Regions from separate parts of the Homo sapiens genome. Here region 1 is linked to region 2. A link is an interaction called in ENCODE POLR2A ChIA-PET data of the cell type or tissue named here. Cell type or tissue: IMR-90. All regions are shown on one strand. Links, peaks and the distances in the headings refer to the core of each region. The heading gives the core; the rest is flanking DNA. Region 1 overlaps GLIS1 (GLIS family zinc finger 1). Region 2 overlaps LOC124904179 (a long non-coding RNA gene).

What was found. Peaks named below come from ENCODE experiments on the same cell type or tissue, not always from the same donor. Only the 100,000 strongest peaks of a DNase experiment are listed, where the experiment ranks them.
Region 1: POLR2A ChIA-PET joins it to region 2 with 5 read pairs; 1 of 35 experiments calls an interaction of 5 or more read pairs at or near these places.

Annotation. Positions count from the first base shown.
Region 1 is chr1:53,645,891-53,657,200 of GRCh38, forward strand. The region is part of intron 2 of GLIS1 (GLIS family zinc finger 1); the gene reads right to left. Among named protein-coding and RNA genes, the nearest start is that of GLIS1, 88 kb to the right of the region's middle. In IMR-90, for the core only: no CTCF peak of the experiment used is centred there; DNase peaks (open chromatin) are centred at 9,101 and 10,611; H3K27ac peaks cover 437 bases.
Region 2 is chr1:53,749,061-53,760,391 of GRCh38, forward strand. It overlaps LOC124904179 (a long non-coding RNA gene), which reads right to left. Exons shown (of 2, transcript XR_007066094.1): 2 at 9,209-9,350. Among named protein-coding and RNA genes, the nearest start is that of GLIS1, 16 kb to the left of the region's middle. In IMR-90, for the core only: a CTCF peak has its summit at 5,833 (motif pointing left); a DNase peak (open chromatin) is centred at 5,811; H3K27me3 peaks cover 6 bases.

The DNA of each region.
Region 1 (11,310 bases), core at 6,311-11,310, 100 kb before region 2:
CTTATTCAATCAAAGCCTTATTGACCTGCCATGCCATGCCTGACCCTGCACTAGGTCCTGAGGAATGCAGCAGTGAACAAGGGGGGCAGGGGCCATATTCATTCATATGATGAATATTACAAAGAAGTGAAAATGAATGAACTAGAGACACCTGCAACATCCAGCAACATAATGCTGAATTTAAAAAGCAAATCTCAGTATACCGAATAAAGTTCAAAATCCACTAAAATGGAATATATTGTTTAGGCACACATAGACACGTGATAAAAACTATTTATTTGATTAAAAATTATTTTAAAGCAAGAGAATGACAAACATAAGATTACCTCTAGTGGGTAAGCAGGGATGAAAGAAATAAAATATATAAGAATTGAAAGGAATAAATAAAACTTATTATTCACAAGTGATAATCAGAAATCAAAAAGAATCTAAAAACAAACTAGACCATTAAAAAGTTAATTTGACAAGGTCAGTAGATATAACAGGAACACTCAAAACTCAATTATATACTTATCTACAATAAACAGTAAAGGGAATTTTTTAGATATCATTTATGGTAACATAGAATAACATCAAATACATACGGATAAATCTAACACAAGATATACAAGACCTCAACAAAGAAAATTGCTAGACAGGCTGGACATGGTGGCTCACACCTGTAATTCCAGCGCTTTGGGAGGCTAAGGTGGGTGGATCAGTTGAGGTCAGGAGTTTGAGACCAGCCTGGCCAACATGGTAAAACCCCGTCTTGACTAAAAATACAAAACTTAGCCAGGTGTGGTGGCGCACATCTGTGGTCCCAGCTACTTGGGAGGCTAAGGGAGGAGGACTGTTTGAACCTGGTAGGCAGAGGTTGCAGTGAGTAGAGATCACACCACTGCATTCCAGCCTGGGCAACAGAGCAAGACTCTGTCTCAAAAAAGAAAGAAGAAAGGAAAGAGAGAGAGAGAGAAAGAGAGGGGAAGGAAAGAAGGAAGGAAGGAAGGAGAAGGGAAGGGAAGGAAGGAAAGGAAGGAAGGGAAGGAAGGAAGGAAGGAAAGAAGGAAGGAAAGGGAAGGGAAGGGAAGGAAAGGAAGGAAAGGAAGGAAAGGAAGGAAAGGAAGGAAGGGAGGGATGAAGGAAAAGAAAATTGAGATAAATTAAGGAAGACCTAAATGAATTGAGAGATAAGCCATATTCATGGGTCAGAAGATTCCAAATGTGAATTTAGAAATTCCAAATTTATCTAGAAGCTGGAAGTTGCAAATTTTTCTTCCCAAATTTATCTAGAGATTCAGTGCAATCCAAATCAAAATCCCAGCAGGTTCTTTTTGTCTGTGGAAATTACCAAGCTGGTTCTAAAATTTATATTAAAATTCAAACAGCCAAGAATAGCCAGGGTGATCCTGAAGAATAAGGTAGATATCAAGACTTATTATAAAGCTACAGTAATTAATGTGAAACTGGCACAAAGATAAACAAATAGGCTAATGGAACAGAACAGAGAATCCAGAAATAGAGCCATTTATTTAATTGATTTATGGTAAAGGTGGCCCTTCAGAAAAGTGGGGGAAGGACAACGTGGTCAATAGAAGCTGCTGGCTCAATCGGATTTCTATACAATGTCGGAAAAAAGAAACTTGACACCTTCTGCACACCAAACATAAAAACCAAATCCAGAGAGCCTCCTCGTATTTAGATGGACTATACATCTAAATACTAAATGTAAAACAGCCAAGCTTCAAAAATAAGCTTGTAAAAGAAAATTGTATAGGAGACTATTTTCACAATTTGAGATAAATTCACAAAGATTTCTTAAACAGGACTCAGAAGCACTAACCATAAAAGTAAAGATGAATAAACTAGATTATTTTGAAATGGAGAGTTTCTACTCATCAAAAGACATCATTAAGAGAGAAAAAGGGCAAGCCACATCTAACTAACAAAGGGCTTGGATCTAGAATACATGAAGATCTTCTACACGAAAAAAGGCAAACAACTCAATTAAAAAAAACTTCCCCAGACACAGTGGCACATGCCTGTAATCCCAGCATTTTGGGAGGATGAGGCAGGAGGATCACTTGAGCCCAGGAGTTCAAGACCAATCTGGTCAACATGATGAAACTCCATTGCTACAAAAAAACAAAAAATTAGCCAGGCATGGTGGTATGTGCACCTGTGGTCCCAGCTACTCAAGAGGCTGAGATGGGAGGATCGCTTGAGCCTAGGAGGTGGAGGCTGCAGTGAGCCGTGATTGCGCCACTGCATTCCAGCCTGAGCAACAAAGTGAAACCCTGTCTCAAAAAAAAATAAAAATTAAAAAAAAGACTTGAATAGGCACTTTACAAAAGAGAATATTCAAATGGTCAAAAAATATATGAAATGATGCTCAACATCATTAATCGCCAGAAAAATGTAAATTCAAACCACACTAAGACACCAACACACACCCACCAGAATGGCTAAAATTTAAAAGACAAGCAACATCGTATGTTAGATGGGGAGCAATGGGAACTCTGCTACTCTGCCAGCGGGAGTGCTAAAATGGTGCAGCCACTTTGGAAAGCTGTTTAGCATTATATACTAAAAATGAACATGGTCACATCCTATAGCTCAGCAGTTTAATTCCTACATATATACCCAATAGAAGTACACGTATATGCACATCCTAAGACATGTATACATATATTCATCATAATGTAAATATGGTCAAAAACTGGAAACAACACAAATGCTCGACAGCAGTGGAAAAGATGAGTAAACTGTAATACCATACATCAGTGAAAATGAATAAGCCATAGCTGCACAGCATGAACAGATTTCAGAAACATAATGTTGAGTGAAAAAAATCGGACACGAGAGAGTATGTACTGTAAGATCCCAGCCATATCGAGTTCAAAAACAAGCAAAACAAATCTGTGGTACCAGAAGTCAGGCCTGTGGTTACCTTGAAGAAGGAGGCAGGGAGGAGAGATGGGGAAGGCCATGAGTGGGGCTCTTCCGGGAATAGTAATTACGTAAATACTGGGTCCACAGTTACATTCACCTTGTGATATTCATCGAATTACATACTTACGATTTGTGTACTTTTCTATATACAGTTGACTCTTGAACAAGATGGTTTTGAACTGCACGGATCTACTTATTCATGGATTTTTTTTCAATAAATATATTAGAAATTTTTGGAGATTTGCAACAATTTGAAAAAATTCACAGACGAACTGCATAGCCTAGAAATATCACAAAATTAAGAAAAAGGCATGACTTAAATGCATAAAATGTATGTAGATACTAGTCTATTTTATCACTTACTACCATAAAATATATACGAATTATAAAAAGTTTAAATGTATCCAAATCTGTGCACACAGTTACAAACTGTACATGGCACCATTTGCCGTTCACAGAAACTGAAAGATGCAGTATTAAATCATAGCTGCAGAAAATTAACTATATGTTCTGTACGACTGCAGCTATGTCATAGCCACCTCCTGTTGCTATTGGGTGAGCTCAAGTGTTGTGAGTATCTGTGAGGTGCTCATCATCTCCGTGTGAGCAGTTCACCTCTCCAGTATATTGCGCACCACAGTAAAAAGTCATCTTTCAAGGTTCTCACATATTTTTTATCGTGTTTAGTGCAATACTGTAAACTTTGAATAACACCATAGGACCCATATGAACTGCCACTGGTGATGCTGGAAGTGCTCCCAAGAAGCAGAGAAAAGTCATGACATGACAAGAAAAAGCTGACTTGCTTGATATGTACCATAGATTGAGGTCTCCGGTTGTGGTTGTCATTTCAGACGGTTCATCTTGCAAACAGATGATGTAAACTTACAGTATTGATAAATACAATACAGTTCTATAAACATATTTCTCTTATGACTTTCTTAATAACAATTTCTTTTCTCAAGCTTACTTTATTGTAAGAACACAGGATGTAATCCATATAACATATAAAATATGTGTTAATCGACTGTTTATGTTATCCGTAAGGCTTCTGATCAACAGTAGGTCATTAGCAGTTAAGTTTTTGGACAGTCAAAAGTTATATGCAGATTTTTGACTATACCGGGGCTCTCAGCACCCCAACCCCTGTGCTGTTCAAGGGTCAACTGTGTAAGATTTACTTCAACAACAAGTAAAATCAACATAGAATCACAGAAACAAAATTGAGTAAAGTGATCACCTCCAGATGGGCAGCAGGGAGACAAGATAGGGGCAGTACATGCATAAATGTATTTTGTTAGTGTTCAAGTCACAGTTTGGGTGGTTAATTATATTGAAACAGGGGTGGGGGTGATAATCCAGACGGAGAAATAGATAGGTGGGCTCATTAATGGACCAAAGGCAGTGACACAAACCAGTAACTGTGCTTGATCCAACTCTATGCATTCAAGGTTAAAAACATAAATCCATAAAAAAGACCACACTTGGCCGGGCGAGGTGGCTCACACCTGTAATCAAAGCACTTTGGGAGGCTGAGGCAGGTGGATCACCTGAAGTCAGGAGTTCAAGACCAGCCTGGCCAACATGGCGAAACCACGTCTCTACTAAAAACACAAAAATTAGACAGGCGTGGTGGCACACGCCTCTAGTCTCAGCTACATGGGAAGCTAAGGCAGGAGAATTGCTTGAACCTGGGAGGATGAGGTTGCAGTGAGCCAAGATCACGCCATTGCACTCCAACCTGGGCAACAGAGTGAGACTTCATCTCAAAAAAAAAAAAAAAAAAGACCACACTTTAGGAAAGGCTTGGTAGGGTCATGAGGCGAGTAGGGGATGCACTGCTCTGTCAAAGCTAGAATAAAATAGATATTCCTTTCTTATTTCAGCATGGGGAACAAAGGCAGGTCTCCGGTAATTACAGACTAAAGAGATGGCGGAAGGAACGAATAGGTGAATCAGGACGCTCCCCCAGTCCTGGGATCTCACCCCGTCTGCCCACTGCAATTCTCTCCTCAGGCTTACACCTAGTTTTGGCTGGCACTGGCCTAATTAGTGCAGCCTCTAATAAAACCTCCTCACCATCCTCTCTCAGGCATCGAACACTGGCCCAGGGAGCCCTGGATGTTGGGCCAAATGAGTTAACAATTTCCTTCTAGCCCTGTGGCGTTTCTAAAATGCTAGTCCATTTTTTTCACAGTCTGAGAGGCCAGAGTCTGAGCCGTTTAACAGTCCAGTTCTGGCCTAGATCTGTCACCACGACAGTAAAAAATAAAAATTAAAAAAAGTTTAAGTGCATCGTATGCTTATAATAAATAGTTTGCACAAAATTATTCATTCCACATATGGGCAGAGCGATGCCTTTCATGTGCACATTGTTTGTGGAGAGCCCGTAACTGGAGTTGTTACTGGGCAGAATGTGGAAGTCGTTTTCTACTATTAAGTAAGGGAAACAAGGTTCGCATTTTAAAATTAATTCAATGAAAACTATTAAGCAGTTGGCCGTGAATGCCTTGCTATTTTTTCCAAACTGATACTAATAAGGGCTCCTACTGCCAGCCCTGCCTAAACAAAAACACAAGAGTAACCACAAAATTTCCAAGAACATTTTCCCAGTGTTCTTCTGAAACACAAACCAGTGCAGATCCCACAAAACTTGAGACCCAAATCCCTGTGACAGTACCTTCAGGTGGGTCTGGGGGGGCGACTGCCTCTTGGGTGCCAAGGGGCTGGTGAGTGGATCACTGTCATCCTTTTGTTCAATAATCAGCTGAGGCCAGGCACAGTGGCCTCACATCTGTAATTCCAGCACTCTGGGAGGTGAAGGCAGGAGGACTGTTTGAGGCCAAGAGTTTGAGACCAGCCTGGGCAACATAGTGACACCCTGTCTCTACAAAAAATAAAAATTAGCTGGGCATGGTGGCACACACCTGTAGTCCTAGCTACTCAGGGGGCTGAGGTGGAAGGATCGCTTGAGCCCAGGAGCTTGAGGCTGCAGTGAGCCATGTTCGTGCCACTGCACTCCAGACTGGGCAACAGACGAAGATCTTGTCTCAAAAAAAAAAAAAAAAAAGCAATTGACAAGCGGGGCACCCCAAGGCCTGGGCTCTACCTGAGTATTGAGGGGTGGAAGGCACTCAGGGTGAATGAGACAAATGCACGTCCTCAAGGCCTCTCCAGAGTTATGCAGGCAGCAAGTACTAAGCATTGACAGTACACCCACTGTGGGACAGCTGGCGGAGGCAGAAGACTACAGGATTCAGAGTCCGAAAGACCAGGGTTTAAATCTCAGATATGCACTTCCTAGCTCAGTGTCTTCATCTGTAAAACGGGCTGTTCTGTGAATTCTGTGTGTCCCTGTATGTAATGAGCCTCTCACATGCTTAGCACACAGCAGATGATCATCAAAGGTTGGGCCCCTTTCTTCCCTTCTGTGCCAGCTCTGTGCTGAGGATGTGGAGATGAGTTGGCCGCGGCTCTCAGTGGAAAACCAGCTTGCTAGAGTAGGAGGTACAGCCTTCTATGGGAGCTCAGTGGGGGAAGGAGGCTTAGATCTCAGGCCCAGGGGTGAGTCCTCCACCTGCCATACCTGAAGGCATGCCCTCATCTGCTGGCCACTCCAGACACTGCTGACCAGAAAAGAGGGTGGGATGAGATGGTGGCCAGGGGATCTCTGGAAGCCCCAAACCATTCTGGGATGAACAGTTTATATGTCCATGTCCCTGGGCCCTATGACCATGAGCCCCTGGAGGGCAGGGATAGTGTCTGACTCATCTGAGTCCTCAGTGCCCAGCCAGGCTGGGAGCAGACCACAACTCAGTGAAGGTTAGTTGATAAACGAATGAGTCCTCAATGATCTCTTCCATGTGTTTCCCGAGGCTCCTCGGTCCCTGTGCAACACAAGCCTCCTCAGTCACCCTCCTAAAACCAAGATCCAAGGTGACATAGAGGACCTGGACCCTGGGGCCAGTCCTAGGATGACATGAGGACCAGCTAAGGCCCCTAAAAATGAGGCAGGGGGCATGACAACTTCAGCCCCACCCTGGCCATGTGGTCCTGGGAAAGCCATTGAACATCTCACTGAGCTTCCATTTCCTCATCTGCAAGTGGGGATGATGAGAAAGCAACTCCTGCCCAGGGCGGCCAAGAAGATCAGCTGAGAAAACAGAAGAGAATGAGGCTTGCTGCACACACAGGAGGCTCAGCGCTTCCTTCTGATGTCTGTCTCTCAACACATTCTGATGGTGCATCTCCTGTGGGCAGGCCCTGTGGGCCCAAAGAGACAAACCCAGGCTGGAGGTCGGACTGGGTAAGTGCAGAGGTCCTGAGCACCATCAAGCCTGAACGAAGCAAAGGAGAAAGAAAAAGTGGCTGGGGATATTGCTTGGCACTGATGGGAGCTTAGCAAATGCTAGACTGGTAAAGAAGCAGATGGATGGACATATAGATGGGGACAAACGAATGAATGAAGACAAATCTCAAGGTTTTGGTTCCTCCTCTTCCCATGGTTTGGTGTGCCTTGTCCCCAAGAGACTCAGGCCCACAGTCCTCTCAGGGCCCCCAGTGGAAGTACCTATCCACAACATGCATCACAGCCCGGCGACCCCTGCCCAAGTCTCCATCCTCTCCACTCGCTGTCTATTTCTCTCTGTCTGCGTTCCTCTGTTCTGTCTCGTGGTCTCTTTCTGCAAGTCTCTAACGTTCTCTAGCTCATTCTGTTTTTCTCTGCAGGTGGGTATCTTTACCCAGATCTCCTCTTGGCCTCTACCTCTTCTTTCTTTCCTTCCCTCCTCCCCCTCACCCCACTGCCTGTCTTCCTGATCGCCATGTGAATTCCTTCTTCCTGCGGCACAGGTGTGCCTGCAGATGTTTTATCCAGGGAGACACTGCTGGTAAGCAGTGAGAGGATCAGGGTGAGACAGACATCCCTGCTGAAAGGGGGTGTGGCCTGAGGTCAGCTGTGACCCCAGTCACTGGCCCTCCACCATCCCCGCCCTCCCCATGCATCTCCTGATCCCTGGCCCTCCTCTGGCCCCCACCCTACAGGCTGCCAGCAGTGGGTGAGGAGGAAGAAGTGCTCCCGAAGGAGAAGTATCCACCTGGACCAGACCCTAAGGAACAGGGTGCCACAGGACCGGCAGGTTAGTTTTCACTAAGGGGTTCCCAGTCAAAGCACTGCCATCCCCCACCATGGGGCAGACACAGGAGGCTGTGAGAGGGGCAGTGCCAAATTCCACCTAGCTTGGGACTGAGACCAGTACACACAAGACCTCAGCATACCAGCAATGCTGATCACCTGCACAGTTGAGCCTGGCACTTCACAATTTCCCAGATCCTGACACATCCACCCTTCCCTTCAACAAATACTTATTGAGCACTCCTCTGTGCCAGGCACGGTTCTAGGTACTTGGGACAGAGCAGCGAACGAGATCAACAAGATCATGTGGAACTACTATTCCACACTATCTCTACTATTCGTGTGGAGAGCAAGCAACCTGCGAAGTCAGAACACAGAGGCCAGGGGGATGGAGGAGCCATAGGCGGTGAGAGGAGCAGGTCGGGGGCCGGAACAGCCCCAGCTCTGAACACATTAAATCTGGGGTGCCGCCTGGGTGTCCACATGGAGACACAGGGATGGCAGGCAGACAGGCAAGTCTGAGTTCCGGGGAAGATCCAGATGGGCATAGAAATTTGGGAGTCATCAACAAATGGGCGTTCTTCAAAGCCACGGCCTGGATGAGATTGAGAGAAAGAAAGGTCAGTGAGATGGTGGGGAACCAGAACGGGGACTGGGAAGAAGCGGAGGGGGAAACTCGGAGAGCGCAGTGTCTGGAGAACAAAGTGATGAGACACATCAGGGAGGAGGGAGCGAGCCCTGGCAAATGCACTGAGGGTCCCAGGACTGAGGCGACTGCAGCCCGGCCAGCCCTCCAGCGATCCTCCTAGGAGCAGCGTCGTGCCGCTACAGATGTGAACGCCCAGCAAGCCAGGGCTCCGAGAAAAATGGAGAGAGAGAAATGGGACCAAAAGTACAGCTAACTCTTTCCAAGAGTTTTGCTCAAAAGGAAAGGAAAGGAACGAAGGCAGTCTCTGAAGAGGGAAGTGGGTTGAGAGGTTTGTTTTGGTTTGTAAAATGGTAGAAACATCAGCTTGCTTACATGGGGATGGGGATGACTCAACAGAAAGGAAATGCTGATGATGAGGAGCTATGTCTTGGAGCAGGTGACGGGGCCTAGTGCACAGGGCCAGTGTGACGCTCACACACCCCAGAGGCTGGCCAGGCAGGAGGACCTGTCCTCATTTTTTAGGTGAGGAAACTGAGGCTGAAAATGGCTAACCTGTACCTTCAGATGTAGGAATGCCCAGGTGTTCCTTTCTCACCTGACACCTTACTTAAAAACCTCCTGTAACCCCCCAGAGGGTGAGGAATCTGCATTTTAACCCCTTCCCTAAATGTTTCTTATGCACACTGAGGTTTGATAATCACTGCTCTAGACGAGTTGTCTCCAACTTTTTTGATCTCATATCCCAATCTGGAGAAAATGTATTCATTGATAATTTAACTATGTATATATAACCAAATGCATTCTACCACATGCTAGTTATATGGCCTTGGGGTGCAAGGAAGTTCTCCGTGTCTCAGTTTCCTCATTTGTAAAAACCACATATCTCATACAGTCATTGTGAAGACCAAGTGAGTTACAAACATGTGCAGTGCTCAGAACAGTGCCTCACATGGAGGCTCATCACCATTATTATACCAAGAGTGAGATGCACCAGATAAGAATCGCATTCTAATATTTCTTCCCCCACCCCACAGACGTTCTGGGCACCCCCAGCTGAGCCATCGCTGCTCCACACAGTGAACTCGAGGATGAGAACCACATCTTTCTTATTCATCTTATTTCCCTTGCCTACATGGGGGTCTGGCACACAGCAGGCAGGCAATAACCTTGTGCTGGTTTACTTGTTACACCTGTTTATTTATCCACACTGCTTGGGCCCAACCTCAGGTTGAGGCACCACGAGCTGCATATCATCACTTAATCTTTCCAACAAGCACCAAGGTAGGGATCAATATTCCATTTTACAGCAAGAGACACTGAGGCTCTGGGAGTAAAGTGGTTTGTCTAAGATCCCAGATAGAATTAGAGCTTGGGCCCAAACCCAGGACACCAGATGCCTAGTCCCATGGCCAGTGGCCTCTCCCCATCACCAGGGGCTCAGCCCAGTATATACTGCTGGGATCTGGCCAACTGGGGAAGGGGGGTTGGCTCTCAGCTTCCTCATCCTCCTGCCCCCAGTGGAAGAGGAAAAGAGGAAGCACGGGGCAAAGGCTCACACACCTCATAATCAGCAGATGCACCTAGGGAAGCAGAGCCCCAAACAGGGAGGGAGGCAGAAGGGGAGTTGCGGCTCACAGGCACACCACCCCATTCCACTCCACCCCAGAGGGGAGTGCCCCATCCTAAGGTGAAACCCTCGCCTCTCATCAGGAGTCTGCATCTTCTCCTCACCTGAGACCTCCTCCTGGCCAAGCTGCAGATCAGCCGGGGAGGCTGCATTAACGGCTTTCTGAAATGTCACCAAGAACAAAGCTCCCCTTTCTGCCAGCCTCTAGTATTTACAAGCAAGCACAAATCTGTGAGAAAATTCAATTGAACACAGATGGCAGGAAATTCCTCTAAAATGACAGTGGCCAAATTCAAACCACAAGACATGAAAATAACCCAACATACTAGACATGAAGAACACATCTTATAGACTTCTCCTCGTGCGATTTGCAATCTGTGATGGATTACCAGGAAGACAGACTGCAGATTTATTGGACTTCTGTAGAACACGGATTCCATTTGCAACAATTAAACCTTCCGTGGTTGAGAAAGGGGTCGGAGAGGGCCAGGGGGAGATGGTGAAGTTAAGGAATGTGTTGTGAGGCTGATAAAGGTGGGCGTTAGCACTGGCAGTACCGGAGGGCCAGTCCAGCCAAAGCCCAAGGTGCCACTAGGCTGCAGGCCCCACTGTGTGGCAGTCAGTTAGGGGCAGAGGCATGCCGCCAGGCTACCGCAGACAGGTACGTGCAAATCTGCTAGTCCTCTGGGTCTAAGCTAGACCAGAGCTGTGGCTGGATCCTCATAACTGCAGAGGTCCGGAGGGTGCAGGAGAGAGGAACACAATCAATGAGCTGAGGGACAGCGATATCACAGTCCCCACACCTTTGACAAAGGAGACATCACTCATAGACAGCAAGTGGCTGAAGCTGGGTCCCTGTTTGCCACCCCCGGGCTAATGCACCGGGGGCCTTTTAGTGTGTGCTGGTGGCTGGGCACAGCCATTAAACAGGTGTGCTTAAACTCTTAATGAGCTCAACATATGCTAATA
Region 2 (11,331 bases), core at 2,898-7,897:
GTGTGACTGGAGCCACAGAGTGAAGGGCAGGAGGGCATCAGATGAGACTGAGGAAGGGCAAGGTCTGGATGCTAAAGGAATGAAGGATTTTACCTGGAGACTGATGATCAGATCTGTTCTGAAAATACCATTCCAAGCCAGGTACGGTGGCCAATGCCTGTAATCTTACCTACTTGGGAGGCTGAGGTGGGAGGGTCACTTAAGACCAGCAGTTCAAGACCAGCCTGGGCAACATAGTGAGACTCTGTCTCAAAAAATGATGAAAAAATGTAGCCAGGTGTCGTGGCATGCACTTGTAGTCCCAGCTAGTCAGGAGACTGAGGCAGGAGGATTGCTTGAGCCCAGGAGTTCAAGGCTACAGTAAGTAAGCTTTGATCCTACTACTGCACTCCAGCCTGGGTGACAGGACGAGACCTCATCTCAAGAAAGAAAGAAAGAAAAGGAAGGAAGGAAGGAAGAAAGGAGAGAGAGAGAGAGAGAAAGAAAGAAAGAAAGAAAAGGAAGGAAGGAAGAAAGAAAAGGCCAGGTGCAGTGGCTCACAACTGTAATCCTACCACTTTGGGAGGCCCAGATGGGAGGATTAGTTGAGCCCCGGAGTTCGAGACCAGCCTGAGCAACATGGTGAAACCCTGTCTTTACAAAAGATTTAAAAATTTAGCCAGGTGTGGTGACACACACCTGTGGTCTCAGCCACTCGGGATGCTGAGGTGGGAGGATTGCTGGAGCCCAGGAAGTCAAAGCTGCAGTGAGCCGTGATTGTGCCACTGCACTTCAGCCTGGGCAGCAGAGCGAGACCCTGTCTCAAAAAAAAAAGAAAGAAAGAAAGAAAGAAAAGTAAAAAGAAAGTAGCATTCCAGTGTCATGTGGGAAATGGGCTAAGAAAGAGGCAAGAGTAGGTGCTGAATGCACAGTCAGAAGTCCCAAAGATGAGGAGCCTGGACTCCAGGAGAAGTGGCTGGGACATAGCTTTATTTAGGAGGCAAACTTAATACACCTGGGTGATGGGAGTGAAGGGAAGCAATGTCTGGGCATCTAGGAAAATAGCAGTTTTAGGGTTTGGAACCTCCCCTGGGAGGCCCAAGGCATTCTTAGTCCTCAGTGGTGGTTTCCAGAAGCAAAGTCAACATCACCATTACCAAGTCATTAAGCTATATCTCTTCCTCATGCTCATCGCTGCAATGGCTTTTCTAGAGAAACTTTCATTGGCTCTCAGCTCATCACTGTCTTTATAGAGAAACAGAATCAGACTTACTATAATATGCATGTCAAATGCTGCTAATGAGGACAATAAGATCTGATAGCTTAAACAATTATAACGGACAATATTTGCTATAGATATGTAAGGAAGGGCCTGTTACTTATTATGGAAGCACACAGTCCCAGGCCCTGTGGCAGGTGCTTTTCCATACATTAATGCAGACAATGCTGTGTACATACAGCAATACACAGGACAGTCGTATGAACAGGGTAGTATTGTTTCCTATTACAGATGTGGAAGTGAGATCCCAAGGAGGCTAAGTGACTTGCTCAAGACCTCAGAACCAGCAAGTGGCAGAGTCAGGCTTGACCCTAAATACCACCATCTTTCCACCACACTACCACACCTCATCTCCAGCTGATCTGGACCATTCTCTGTCACCTGTCCCTTCCTCTCCTTTCCCCTAGAATGCCTTCCTGGCTGACCACTCCCATCCCAGCCCACCCAGATCTCCAAGTGGCCCCTTCTCCACTTAAGGCTTCCCCTCCCAACCAAACACCAAAAGCACAAAGCCTTCACCATAACTCCTTCCTGTGAACTGTGGAGTCATTGCCCTTCTCAGAGCACCTATTCTCTGCTGTGTTACTTACCCATTTGTGTATTTACTGTATTCCCACTAATAAACTGCAGACCCCTTGAAGGCAGGGACTTTGTATGTGTATCGAACATGTTCAGCAATTTGTGGATATGAACCCATGTACAAAATTGATTCAACAGATCAACAAGTTGGTAAATGAGGCTGAACCAAATGCATATATGGAGTAAGGAACAGAATAGTTGATTATTTTTATTTAAAATGTTTCTTATAAAATAAACAGAAGACTCATCCAGTACACACTAGTATTATGTAATTCCTATGCTGTTTTCCAGGCACATATTAAAGTCATCTAGACCTGTATCCAGAAAGCATTTTAATAAATAGAGGAATGGAATTGTATTCATGAATAAGTTTGAAATGAATTTTTCAATTAAAAAATCAGTTTTAAGACGTTTAATAGACATCTCGCATAATCCGCTCTTCAAAGACATTTTATTTCTTTTATGAAACCAAACTTACCTTACTGCATCCCAAATTCAAACACTCATGCAATGTTACAGTTAGAAGGGAACTTCAAAATCATTCAGTCCAATTCTTTGATTTTTCAGTCGAAATAGATAAGTGATGTGAAATCTTAGCTGAAGTTCACAGAGCTAGATAGTGCCAGAGATAAGACTAGAACTCATTATTTCCGAAACCCAACTCTCAGAGACAGCTGGAAGCCTACCTTTATATTCATCCTTTCATTTTTCTCCAGTAGCAGAACCCCAATTCTATTAATGGGTTACAATCAACCTCTAAAAGACATTTCCTAGACTCCCTTGCAACCAGATGTGGCCATGGGACCACTTTGGCCAATGAGATGCTAAGCGTTAAGTATGTGCACTTTCAGGAAGTGTTCCTAAAAGGGAGGGAGGATGCTATTTTCCCTCCCCTTCCTTCTTCCTGTTGCCTGGAAGGAAGGCATGAAGGCTGTGGTTCCAGGAGCCATGTGGGACCACAAGAGTCAGGACCACACCTTGGGGCTGGCTACGTGGAGAGCTAGAATGAGCCTGAATCCCTGATAACCTCAGGGAGTCACCATAGCCATTCTGGACAGCCTATTTCTGGATCTTCTTTTATGTGAGAAAAAAAAAATAACTGTGTCACTTAAATCACCATTATTCTGAGTTTTCATTTACATGCAGCCAGACTTAACTAACCCATCTTGCTTCCTCCATCTCACTAAATGGCAGTTCCATTCTACCAGCTGCTCAGGCCAAAAACCTTGGAGTCAATACTAGCGACTTTCTCTTTCACACTCCACAACCATTCCACCAGCAGTGCTTGTCACCTCTTCCTTCAAAATAGATCAAATCTGTCTGCATCTCACCCTGGGCCCAGCCACCATCCTCTCTCATCTGGTTACAGCAGTGGTCTCCTAACCTTCTTTCATTCTTGCCTGCCACCCACGGTCTCCAGTCTCTTTTCCACAGAACAGTCAGACTAAATTATTTCTTAAAGGTAATTCAACACATCTTACTCCTTTGCTCAGAACTTCCCAATGGCTGTCCCTGACTCGAAGCGGGAGCAAGGTCCTTCCTGTAGCCTACCTGGCCTGAGTGAGCTTGTCCTGGCCCCCATCTTGTTCACATTACCACACTCCACCTCATCCACTGCGCCTGGCCACCCTGCCCTCTTTGCTATCCCTTGAACTTATCAGGTATATGCCTGCCTTGGGACCGTTCTGTGTTTTGGAACTCACCCCTCAGGTACCTACATATTCTCTCCCTTACCTCATTCAGGTCTCTGCCCAAACATCATTTTATCGGGGGACCTTCCTGGACCACCCTATCTGAAATGGAAAACCAGCCAGGTGCGGTGGCTCATGCCTGTAATCCCAACACTTTGGGAGGCCAAGGTGAGAGGATCACTTGGGCCCAGGAGTTTGAGACCAGCCTGGGCAACATGGTGAGACTCCATCTCTACAAAAAATTAGCTGGGTGTAGTAGCATGTGACTGTAGTCCCAGCCATTCAAGAAGCTGAAGCAGGAGGATCGCCTGAGCCCAGGAGATGGAGGCTGCAGTGAGCTATGATCATGCTGTGATCACACCACTGCACTCCAGCCTGGGCAACAGAGTGAGACCCTGTCTCAAAAAATAAAAATACAAATAAAATGGAAAGCCACTCTACTATTTACTGTCTACTTGTTCCTCAGTGCACTCACCACCACATTGCATTTGTTTATATTCATTCTCTCTCCACCCACTAGAAGGGTAAGCTCATTTGTGTTGTTGACTGTTGTGTTCCCAGCACCCAGAATAGTGTCTAGCACCCTAGGCCTAGCATACATATGAATGATTGAATGAATGAGTAAATGAATGCTAAGTCTGTGCCCTTTTAACTATGTCACTTTGCCTCTAATTGGAATCCAGGTGCATTTGCTCCATGCACAAATATTACTATTGGAGCCGCTTGCTATCCCTGTGAAAGCTTGCTAAATATTTGCTGACAACAAAGATAAGCCAGCTTCTTCTTATCAGTTAACTGAGAAGATCTAAAAGGCAATAAGGTTTTCTATTCTAATAGTCATTATATCGTTAATAACAACCACAAGACATTAAACATTTTGAAATAGGAATAATGGAGAGCAGTACACCAGACAAGTTTGTAAGACTCCAGAATCCAATGTCTTTTGTGGCAGCCCCCCAAATATAAAGCCTTTTCTTTTCCTTTTTTTTTCTTTTTTATTTTTTTTGAGACGGAGTTTCACTCTTTCACCCAGGCTGGAGTGCACTGGTCTAATCTCGGCTCACGGCAACCTCCTCCTCCCAGTTTCAAGCAATTCTCCTGCCTCAGCCTCCCAAGTAGCTGGGATTACAGGCGCCCGCCACCATGCCCAGCTAATTTTTGTATTTTTAGTAGAGACAGCGTTTCACCATGTTGGCCGGGCTGGTCTCAAACTCCTGACCTCATGATCCGCCCGCCTCAGCCTCCCAAAGTGCTGGGATTATAGGCGTGAGCCACTGTGCCTGGCCAAAGCCTTTTCTTACTATTCTCATATCACCTCCTCAGTGAGAAGAGGAGGGTCAAATTGACCACTCATTGTCCAGTGACGAACACAATTGTCTTCTCTTAACACTCTAGCTTTATGGAAAATCCTGGTGGTTAATTTTAAAATACAAATAAAAGTCCACTAAAACAGATTTATCTTTTCATTCACAAACAGTCTATATCTTTTCAAGTTAAGAGGTTTTCAGTTGGCCTTGTAAACTGAAATAATAAATCTCTTAGTAAACTCTACTCACTAAAGAGGTCTTAAGCTCAGGACATTTTTTTGAAACAACGCACTCCTAATATTTGTTTTCATCTGGAGAAGGAGCAAAGCCTGACAGAACACCCCAGGTTCCATTTTCAAAGAAGACCAAGAAGCAACACCTAGCTTCTTCAAGCAGATAGTGGCTGAATTTTGAAAAAAAAAAAAAAAAAAAAAAGTCAATCTCTAAGATTTTGCTTCAAAAATACATACTCCTCTCATACATTTTTGGCGATTGCTGCTTCAAGCTGCTAAAATAGTTCTCCTTTGGGGGAAAAAAATATAGCTCTCAAGAAACTCGAGTTTGGTTTTGAAGACATATCTCCCTGTATATGAATCTGTCTCTTCTAGCTGTGTATCCTTAGGCACATCATTTCACTTCTCCTCCCCTCAAGCTCCTCTGAAGTAACCTCACAACGACCCTGGAGGATAGATTGCTGTTAAAGATAATGCCTGTAAAATGAGGAACACAGGGTCCAGCACATAGTAAGTGCTCAATAAATAGTAGTTACTGTCACTCCATAAGCAACTAGCCACACAGAAGCCTACTCAAGTCATCAGCACTTTTCAATATACTATATGCAAATAATTCATTGTGTAGAACATTTGGAAAATATAGAGAAGTATGACTAAAAAAATAACCCACCAGTACTGTGAATAAAACCTCCCCCAAACCAAAGAGAAATGGTGTGGACAGCAGACAACTTTTCCTCTAACCACTTTGAAATAGTGACCTCTGCTGGCCAGTGGAAAACACAAGCCTTCCAATCACCTCTTCCATGATTGAGCAAGGGTTGAGTGAGCCAGGCTTGGTCCTTGTCCCTAGAACAAAAACCAGGTGTTGCATTACAAGGGACAGAAATCGTCACAAGGGTTACCACGATGTAATTGGGATGTTAACAGAATTAAAGGCCAGTCTTTCCATTTGCTCATCCGCCCAGAAGATTCTTTTTTCAAGCCCCATAGTCTCTTATTTTTAAAATGTCATAATTGCATGCAAATGTTCCAGCAGAAAAACAACGCAAGGGGCATTAAAAATCAATCTTCCATGTAAGCCTCAGATTTTCCAGCATGAAGATCCAAAAGCAAAAGTGGTGACAAATGTGAGGAAAACAGAGTGAAAAAGTCAGAACGCATCATTAAGAATGTTACAACAAAAGGAGGGAAAAAAAATCTCTGGGAGCACATGTCTGATTCAGCTGGGGTGAACAGCCAACTACAAAGAAGGCTTTAAAAACCCTGCAAACTTCTTACAGATAGGGCCCAGAAATCCAATTAGGACCTAGTCAGGAGTCTTTTCTTCAAGGAGAAGTGTGCCTGATGGAGGAGGCCGCTCAAGAGACTACTGACTGGAATATTCAGATGTAAAACACATTCCCACCTCTTAAGGTAGGAAATAAAACAGAAGTTGTAAACTGGCAGTAATAGGCTATGTAGTTTAGTTTGACATTCATTGTTTTGTTTTGAATTAATTAGTTGCCAACACTTCAAAAAGGGAGATTTTGTATCGAAATGCAATTTTTTTTTTTGACTGGGTCTCACTCTGTTGCCCAGGCTGGAATGCAGCGGTGTGAACATGGCTTACTGCAGCCTTGCCTCCCCCAACCCCACCCCACCCCACCCCACCACAGACTCAAGTGATCCTCCTGCCTCAGCCTCCTGAGTACCTGGGACTACAGGCACACGCCACCATTCCCAGCTACTTTTTGTAGTTTTTGTAGAGACAAGGTTTCGCCATGTTGCCCAGGCTGGTCTCCAACTCCTGGGCTCAAGCAGTCCTCCAGCCTCGGCCTCCCAAAGTCCTGGGATTAAAGGCATGAGCCGCCTGGCCTCGTTCTTGTAAACAAATAGGGAGCTCTAGCCACACTGGGCCAGCACTCTCCCATAGCAACAACAGCAGCTGGGGCCAAGCAGCAACAGCAGCCTTCCACACGCTCTCCAGTATGCTGTTCCCTGACCAGCTGGCCTCACTCACCTCATCAATTGTCTGGCTTTTGTGAACACTTAAGTCTAAGACCCTGGGTGTGTAACAGCTCCAAGACACTGATGATGAGGAGTTCCATTCAGTCCAAACAAATATCAACTGTGTACAAGGTACTTTAATAGGCACTAGGGATATAAAGAGAAAGACACGATCCCTAAATCCAAAGAACTCATAGACCTTTGGAAAAGAGGGCAAGCCAATTCACACTAATCATACATTATGACATGTGTATTGGAAAGGTACAAAAGTGGTAAAAACTAAAGGGATTAAATCAATTTTCTAGCTTTTTGAGACACTTACCTCACTGACATCCAGCCTTTCTTCTTTTCTAACATATGCACTTAAGGGTATAAATTTCCCTCTAAGCATGGCTTTTGCTATATCTCACAAATTTCTTTCTTTTTTGTTTGTTTTGAGACAAGGTCTCACTCTGCCTCCAGGCTGGAGTGCAGTGGTGCAATCTTGGCTCACCACAACCTCCGCCTCCCAGGTTCAAATGATTCTTCTGCCTCAGCCTCCCAAGTAGGTGAGCGTCACCACCACCCAGCACATTTTTGTATTTGTAGTAGAGATGGGATTTCACCACGTTGGCCAGGCTGGTCTTGAACTCCTGACCTCAGGTGATCCACCTGCCTTGGTCTCCCAAAGTGCTGGGATTATAAGTGTGAACCACTGCATCCGGCCTCAATACGTATTTTTATTATCACTCATTGAAAAATATTTTTTCCTAACTTCTACCTATGTGATTTCTCCTTTGACCCATAGGTGATTTAAAATGTACCTTACTTTCAAAACATATGGAATGCTCTAATTATCATTTAAAATTGATCTCTACTTCAATTGCCTTATAGACACAATTTTAAATGATGTTAATCCTTTGAGACCGAGACTTACTTTATAGACCAACATATAACCAGAATTGTAAATGTTCAAGATGAGCTTGAAAAGAATGCTTGGACTCCAGTAGTTAGGTGCAGTGCTCCTCATGTGTCCCATAGGTCAACTGTGCTGACTATGTCATTCAGATATTCTACATCCTTACTGATTTCCAAAGTCTACTTCTATCAGTTACCAAGAGGTGTGGAAAATAACTTCTTTTTTTTTTTTAAATTTAGACAGAGTCTTGGTCTGTCACCTAGGCTGGAGTGCAGTGGTGTGATCTTGGGTCACTGCAACTTCTGCCTCCCAGGTTCAAGTGATTCTTCTGCCTCAGCCTCCCGAGTAGCTGGGATTACAGGTGCACACCACCAAACCGGGCTAATTTTTGTATTTTTAGTAAAGATGGGGTTTCACCATGATGGCCAGGCTGGTCTCGAACTCCTGACCTCAAATGATCAGCCCGCCTCGGCCTCCCAAAGTGCTGGGATTACAAGCGTGAGCCACCACACCCAGCCTGTTCTGTCAGTTTTTATGTATTTTTTTTTTACCAAAGCAACATACATAAAGTACACAAATTTTGCACATGCAATTCAATGAATTTTTATATGTATACACCCCCATAACTCAAATCAATATATGGACGTTTCCAGCACCTCAGAAGTTTTCCTCATGCCCTTCCACAAAGTCAATATACTGCCTCCTTCCCCATTACCACTACTTTGACTTCTATCACCATTAAATTCCACCTGTTCTCAATATGCATATAAATGTCATCATACATTAGATATTCCTTTGTGTCTGGCTTCTTTGGCTTAGTGTCTGTGAGCTCCATTCACATTGTTACATTTAGCAGTAGTTCATTCTTTTGATTGCTAAGTAACATTGCACCGTAAAAGTATAGCACACTTTATTCTACTGTTGATGAACATTTCAATTGTCTCTCATTGGGGACTATTGTGAAAACTCCTGCTTAGAGGCATCCTAGTAAACATGACTTTTGGTGGGCATATGCACTCATTTCTCTTGGACATTTACCAATTAGCAGAACCGATAGGTCACAGGGTAGGCACATGTTTAGCTTTAGTAGATATTGCCCATTTTTTCCCTCCTTCCAGCAATTATATGAGAGTTTTAGTTGTTCTACATCCTCATCAACACCCGTTATTATCAATCCTTTTATTTTTAGCCTTTGTAATGGGTGTGTATTAGTCTGTTTTCATGTTGCTCATAAAGACAAACCCGAGACTGGGCAATTTACGAAGGAATGAGGTTTAATGGAGATCTCACAGTTCCACGTGGCTGGGGAGGCCTCACAATCATGGTAGAAGGCAAGAAGGAGCAAGTCACATCTTACGTGGATGGCGGCAGGTGAAGAGAGTTTGTACAGGCAAACTCCTGTTTTTAAAGACATCAGATGTCATGAGACTTATTCACTATCACGAGAACAGCAAAGGAAAGACCCGCCCCCATGATTCAGTTATCTCCCACTGGGTCCCTCCCACAGCCCATGGGAATTATGGGAGATACAAGATGAGATTTGGGTGGGGATACAGAGCCAAATCATATCATTCTGCCCCTGGCACCTCCCAAATCACATGTCTTCACATTTCAAAACCAGTCATGCCTTCCCAACAGACCCCCAAAGTCTTAATTCATTTCAGTATTAACTCAAAAGTCCACAGTCCAAAGTCTCATCTGAGACAAGGCAAGTCCCTTCCACCTATAAGCCTGTAAAATCAAAAGTGAGCTAGTTACTTCCAAGATACAATGGGAGTACAGGTATTAGGTATATACAGCCATGCCAAATGGGAGAAATTGGCCGAAACAAAGGCCTCATGCAAGTCCCAAATGCAGTGGGGCAGTCAAATTTTAAAGCTCCAAAATGGTCTCCTTTGACGCCATGTCTCAAACCCAGGTCACGTTGATGCAAAAGGTGGGCTCCCCCAGCCTTGGGCAGCTCCACCCCTGTGGCTTTGCAGGGTACAGCCCACCTCCTGACTGCTTTCACAGGCTGGCACTGAATGTCTGCAGCTTTTCCAGGCACATGGTGCAAGCTGTCAGTGGATCTACCATTCTGGGGTCTAGAGGATTGTGGCCCTCTTCTCACAGCTTCACTAGGCAGTGCCCCACTAGGGACTCTGTGTGGGGCCTCCAACCCCACATTTTCCTTCTGCACTTCCTGAGCAGAGGTTCTTCATGAGGGCCCAACGCCTGCAGCAACCTTCTGCCTTGGCATCCAGGTGTTTCCATACCTCCTCTGAAATCTGGGTGGAGATTCCCAAACCTTAATTCTTGACTTCTGTGCACCCACAAGCTTAACACCATGTGGAAGCTGCCAAGGTTTGGGGCTTCCACTGTCTGAAGCAACAGCTTGCATTGTACCTTGGCCCCGTTTAGTCATGGCTGGAGTAGCTGGGATGCAGGCACCAAGTCCCTAGACTGCACATAGCAGAGGGAGCCTAAGCCTGGCTCACGAAACCATTTTTTCCTTCTAAATCTCCAGGCCTGTGATGGGAGGGGCTGCCACAAAGATCTCTGACATGCCCTGGAAACATTTTCTTCATTGTCTTGGGGATTAACATTTGGCTTCTCATTATGCACATTTCTCCATCCAGCTAGAATTTCTCCTCAAAAAATGGGATTTTCTTTTCTATCACATTGTCAGGCTGCAAATTTTCCAAACTTTTATGCTCTGTGTTCCTTTTAAAACTGAATGCCTTTAACAGAACCCAAGTAACCTCTTGAATGCTTTGCTGCTTAGACATTTCTTCCACTGGCTGGGCATGGTGGCTCATACCTGTAATCCCAGCACTTTGGGAGGCCGAGGTGGGTAGAATCACCTGCGGTCAGGAGTTACAGACCAGCCAGACCCATATGGTGAAAACCTGTCTCTACTAAAATTACAAAAATTAGCCAGGCATGGTGGCGTGTGCCTGTAGTCCCAGCTACTTGGGAGGCTGAGGCAGGAAAATCACTTGAACCCAGAAGGTGAAGGCTGCAGTGAGCCGAGATCATGAGACTGCACTCCAGCCTGGGTAACACAGCAAGACTCCCTCTCGAAAAAAAAAAAAGAAGAAATTTCTTCCACCAGATACCCTAAATAATCTCTCTCAAGTTCAAAGTTTCACAAATCTCGAAGGCAGGGGCAAAATGCCACCAGTCTCTTTGCTAAAACATAAGAAGAGTCACTTTTGCTCCAGTTCCCAACAAGTTCCTCATTTCCATCTGAGACCACCTCAGCCTGGGCTATATCGTCCATATCACTATCAACATTTTGGGCAAAGCCATTCAACAAGTCTCAAGTAAGTTCCAAACTGTCCCACATTTTCCTGTCTTCTTCTGAACCCTCCAAACTGTTCTAACCCCTGCCTGTTAC